Linked DNA regions of Mus musculus: region 1 is linked to region 2. Evidence: chromatin loops called from intact Hi-C (ENCODE). Cell type or tissue: left cerebral cortex. All regions are shown on one strand. Links, peaks and the distances in the headings refer to the core of each region. The heading gives the core; the rest is flanking DNA. Region 1 has its middle 18 kb from the start of Mir6350. Region 2 overlaps Gm39638 (a long non-coding RNA gene).

What was found. Peaks named below come from ENCODE experiments on the same cell type or tissue, not always from the same donor. Only the 100,000 strongest peaks of a DNase experiment are listed, where the experiment ranks them.
Region 1: it touches region 2 in a loop (4-fold over the local background); 2 of 42 quality-filtered maps call a loop at or near these places.

What each region holds. Positions count from the first base shown.
Region 1 is chr1:47,483,908-47,486,839 of GRCm38, forward strand. No RefSeq gene overlaps it. Among named protein-coding and RNA genes, the nearest start is that of Mir6350, 18 kb to the left of the region's middle. In left cerebral cortex, for the core only: no CTCF peak of the experiment used is centred there; DNase peaks (open chromatin) are centred at 1,697 and 2,354; H3K27ac peaks cover 641 bases.
Region 2 is chr1:47,284,142-47,287,073 of GRCm38, forward strand. Gm39638 (a long non-coding RNA gene) reads left to right here. Exons shown (of 4, transcript XR_865414.3): 3 at 1,139-1,285. Among named protein-coding and RNA genes, the nearest start is that of Gm39638, 34 kb to the left of the region's middle. In left cerebral cortex, for the core only: no CTCF peak of the experiment used is centred there; a DNase peak (open chromatin) is centred at 1,730.

The DNA.
Region 1 (2,932 bases), core at 135-2,634, 200 kb after region 2:
CAAGAATCTTGTGCCCAAGAACTAGGGACCCATTTGTTCTCTCAGTCAGGAGTCCCATGAAAATACTAAGTTAAAAGTTGTAATATATGTGCAGAGGACCTGGTACTGACCCAAGAAGGCCCTGCACTTGCTGCTTCAGACAAATTCCTCATTGTTGTGGGACTTCCACAGATGAGGAGTGGTCAGAAAGATTGTAAGAGTCAGAGAGAATGGAGGACACCAGGAGAATCAACTAAGTAGGGCTCATATGAGCTCACAGGCATAAAAGCAGCAAAATTTTGCTTTGTAAAGTAAGAAGACTGAATAAAAACTTTGAAACTGAATTCTAGATAGAGTATAGTTTTCTGTGTGTATGTCTTACTACATATGACTACTGAATGATACCAATTCTTTTTTCCTTTCCAATCATTATCCTTTTGCTTCTGTTGTTTTTATTGGTGGGTGGTAGCTTAATGGGTAAAGTGCTTGCCATGTAGGCATAAGGACCTGCTTTCAGTCCCCAGAACTCATGGACAGAAGCTGGGTGTGTTGGCATAGCACTGCAATCCTAGCACTGAGAAGGGAAAAACAAGTGAATTCCCAGAGCTTGCTTGGTGAGGTCTAGGCCAGTGAGAGACCCTGTCTCAAAACCACAGATGGACCTGAACTGAGAAATGATATAACAGTTTTAGTTCAATGTGAAACCATATAGATGAAAATATCTTCATTTTTCTACTCCAAGTAGAAAAATTGTTTTGAATTTGTATTTCTTCATGTTTTATTAAATACAGGCCATTTGTCTAAACAAGGTTTACAACTATTACAAGGGTTATAGGAATAATTGAAAATTAAGTATTATTTTAGTAGGCCAAACATATGAAAAGGTTTTTCCATTTAACTGATTTGTGTAATATGACTATGAGTGTGATATTAACAAAAATCATAGATTAAGGTGCCCAAACAAAAACCATTAGATAAAGAATATAAAAGCACTTCAGATCCAGACAGATTTTGAATTTAGATAGTAGGAGATATGATGGCTTGTTCCAAGAATGAGTTGTTATGGACATGGACAAAAAAATTAAGCTTTAAGGACATAGAATGGGAGAATGGTGTTAAATGCTGTGGAAAAGTTAAATAAAATGATAATTTGTATTTTCTGGTAGAATGAATGTTACAGATACCAGGGACAGGATAATTGGGGGTAGAAAGTGGACTAGTGTGTGTTAAAAAGAGGGAAATATCTAGGGTAATATACACCAAATACTCTGTACAGAGCAGTATGGACTGAAAAGAATAGCGGTGGTTCAGAGAAGAAAGAATTAACAAACCTGGATTGTCCAATATATATTTATCAGTTTAGTTAGACTTATAAAAGCTGAGAAAATAATGTGTGGGGTCATAATTTTTAAGTATAAACTCCATTGACAAATGTGTATGTGTGTTGTCTGATGGCTGTTATAGAAGCTATTGAATATTTTTAGCAATTATTTGGTGTATGAAGGTCAATAAGTGCTACAAGATAAATGACCCATCACATAATGTAATTAATCTTCCCCAAACACTAACATTTCCAGTCTACATCTCATTTAGGGAATGAATCAAGGCAACTCAGAAGTTGACAAGTGTTCTCTCATTCATTTATGTGGGGAAATTGCTTACTGAGATATTCTAGTGAGTGTTTCAGTTTCCAGCCTGTTCTGTTGGCATCCAGAGACATACAACAAAAGAAAGCATACATGTGCCCTTTAGCATAAACACCTATTTCCCATTCTGTACCTACCTTACTCCAAATCTCTTTGCTATCACCTGTGAATTTTAAAAAGCATGTAAGGTGTACATTAGTAGAAAACACTGATGTGATTTTCCCTCCTTGGCTATATATATCTTTGGAACCATGGTCTTGGTGTGTTGGTCAATGACACAAAGGCCCTGTAAGTGGTATAGTTCCCACATGATCTGTAATCATTCTGTTACTCCAGGCCTTCATGGAGCTTATGGTGTATAGCACTGGGCAGTGTTTGTGTGCGTTTTCCATTCTTTCCGGTCTATTGTATGTTTAAGGAGTATAGTGCAACCTTGTACCTATGTGGGTTTTCATATTGATAATCATGTCTTTGCTACATTCTCAATAAGAGCAATGTTTGTTTTCTTTGTCCTCAAATGTTTTTGTCAGTCATGACAAAGGCTTCTTCCTGCTGCATATTAATCTTGCTCTTGATAATTTACACTATATGCTGGAATTTCAAAGGGGGTCACTAGAAATATAGCAACAGCAGTGATGTGTGGGCCTCCTGTGCAGGAGCTATCCATGGCTTTCATGTGGCACTTCTCTTCCTACAGAGAAGAGAAGACTTTTAGGTATGAGTAACTATAGGTGGGAGTAGTTATATATATATAGTTGGTAACAGCAGAAATGTGAACAAGTTGTCCAAGTGCTACAATACTTTTTAGATGAAATTTGGCAGTCATCCAAAGAGAGGCATTAATGTCATATAGCAGTAGACTGAAGTTAGTAGTTGGGAAAAAATTTACATTTCCATTTTTTTCTACTTTCATACTAAAGAATGTTGGATGGCTTCCTTCAGGAAATTAACATGGATTCTCACCTGCTCACCCCAAATCAGTTGTTATTGCTCCAGGCTGGTAACTAGGGATGAACAAAACAAAGCAAAACAAACAAACCAGCCAAATATATAAGAACAGCCCCCCAAATACCCAATTATTGGATTGCTAAGTGCCTAAAGGAGAGTTGCTAAAATGCATGTAGCAAGTGCTATGACATCATCCATCATAATTTATACCTGAGGTAGAGAGGAAAGACCAGAGCAGAAATTGAAATCAAGTTATGATGAGAAAGTTGGGATGGATGCAGAAAGACAGCAAAAGATAAAAGTGAAATTAAGGTGGGCAAAACAATACATTAAAACATTGTAAAGGGCTGGTGAGATGG
Region 2 (2,932 bases), core at 279-2,778:
AATATATAGTCATTTGGAGAACATTTAAATTGCTTCCAACTTCTAGAAGGTTACAGGCAGTACCTGCAGGCTACCAACTTGTTTTATTTCACGTTTGTCACTTTGTAATTGCTGTTGCAAACTTTAGTAGCTTGACAGGAGGTAGAAAGCAGCAAGTTTGGTAAATGTGGTAATTACTATCCTTGTCAATGTTTCTAAGATTTTTTTTTTTTTTGTTAAAAAAAATCTAGATGTAGAGTCTTAAAATTAAACCACTTTTCTTTGAATTAAATAAAAATTCCATGTCTTGAAAACCGATGAGAAATAGAACAAATTGTTTCAGAAATAAAAAATTTTCATAAGATTAATCTTTAAGAAGCATTATAATAGTAATATTTTGTCACTGAGAGCCTGATCGCTTCAGAATGAAAGAACTGGCTTATCAAAACATGGGAAAAACAGCTTACTGTTTTTCCTGATTTATCTAATAAATGTTGTTTAAGAAACAAACAACCGAAAAAGGAAGAATGCAAATTTTCAAGCTGCATCATGGAAATCCCTTCAATTAAGCATTGGCTACCTTGGGAGAAGAAAGATGGATTGATAAAAGCTATTAAATTTGAATTAATGCATACTTTATAGACTCTACACAGTTAAGGAGAATAGTAAACTTAAAGGTGGCCATTGCAGGCTTTCCATGGCCCTTTATAATTTTATTTTCATCTCCAAGTAATGTGGATGTAATGCCAGCAGACCAATTATGCTGCAGAGACGAAATAACAGGCTTCAGCAGCTTGGCAATCAAGAGTCCATTGTCTAAAATTCTTCCTGGTGTTTATAATGTAAAAGTGTTGAGGCATCTGTTTTTTTTTTTTTTTTTTATTTTTTAAATCGTGGCAGAATTCTGAGTGTTCTCAGTGTCCACAGGGCCATATATCATCTATGACCTTCTACCCGTGTTCAAAAGACGTTTTATACTGACTTGCAATGTGCTTGTTCCCATAAAATAAGTTATAGCCATGAATAAAGGTAAAAGAGCTGCAAATAGAATTATATGAATGAATTAATCCATACCCTGATTTATACTACAGGAAAATAAAAACGGCAATGTTTTCTCATATAATCGGAACATAATTTTGCTTCCTTTTAATGCATCCAGGCACCCGCCTCATCTTTCAACATTCACAGAATGCAACTCTTGCAAAATAGTTTTTTTTTCTTATGAATCACTCCCAGGAATATGTCCCCAAGGACACACACTATGAAGAACTTGTTGGATGAAAGACAACAACAAAGACATAACAAGGTATTTTGAACACAAAAAGTAATGAATTTGTAAATTTCGTATTTCGGTTTTTAATTTCAAGACTTTGTTTTACTTAATTTATACTCATATGCATAATAAGCATATAAATAAACTTTGGAATTGACCGGGTTGATGCACTAAGGGTGAGCTGAGCTGGATTTTAGGGACTAGGAATTTGTGTATAAATCAGTGATACTGTGCAATGAGAAAGGATCATATTTGACATGTAACAGTATGCTATTTAGAGTTAGAAAGATAAAAACAGTCATAACAATTCTAAAGTTATCATATGCTTCCATATCTTAGCTGCTATTCACATACACAAAAGTACATCCTTATAGAAACTGTGAAAAGTGCTGTTATTACTTAAAATTTAAACTATGTTAAAAATGGACTGGCAACAGAAGAACAGTGGTGGGGCTGAGCGATTCCTGGCAGAACAAATCCCTCTCCTGGCATCTCTGTAATCCCAAGGACTATGCTCTTTCCAACAGATGCTGTAATAATTGGTTAGCCAACTGGTTGGTACTGAAGAGGCTCTGAAGGCTGGAGTCTACATCTGATAACCCCTATAAGCTTTTGGATTCTCTGCCCAGCTGTAAACTCTAAATCACCCCAACACAGTTTGTTTCTTCATGATTAACTTGGCATGCTTCGTTGTGACAATTTATTGTCATTGAATAATTTTGGCATTGTTCAGCGGGTGTCACTCTTCTGGCAAACATCAAGGGTCATCCCAGGGGTGAACATTGAGTTTGCAAAACACCCCATAGTCAAAATCTTGAAACCCATAAAATTGGGGACATAGCTGCTTGGGTAGATTTCTTTTCTATTGTATCTTTGGCTATTCTCTGTTGAGTTATTAATTATTTTTTTGTATTTAATTTTCCACAGCCAGAATGTAAATTCTATAAGAATAGTGTCAAGGTCTCAGGGAAGCAAGGAAAAAGAGGAATAAATAAGTAAGATGTTGTTAAGTTCTCTGTCATGTCAAATCTATCATATTTCTAAGTATTTATGTATACCATCTATCTATCATCTATCTACCTATCTATCATTTATCTATCTGTCTATCATCTATGTGTCTATGTGACTATCTATATCTATCTATGTACACACACACACACACACACACACACACACAGAGTATAAAAGTAGCAGAAATATTGAGGAGAGGAAGGGGACCAGAGAGGGATGAGTATAACAGTAAGGAAAGCTAGTGGGGGTTAAAATTAACTCAATAAAATGACATGTGTGGATTAACATGTTATAATGAAGTCCACTATTTTGTACACAAACTAAAAATTTAATTCACAGAAGCTGAGCTGGTCACAGGGCTTATAACTGTTAATGCCAACACTGAAGAGTATGAGGCAGAAAAAATCACCAAGAATAAGAAGCAGCCTAGACATTAACATGTACATCAAGCCAATATAGGATAACAGTGAGATTCTGTCATACAACAATTTTAAGTATTTATTTATGCCATTTAAATTATGCTTATATATGCTACTACGTTGATATATGCACGTTGATGCAAGTGCCCAAGAAGGCAAGCTGAGAGCTTTGCTCCCTTGGCACCGTGAGACACTTTTTGAAGGTACTGGAATGCAAAATCTGGTTCTCTATAGCCACAATATACAGTCT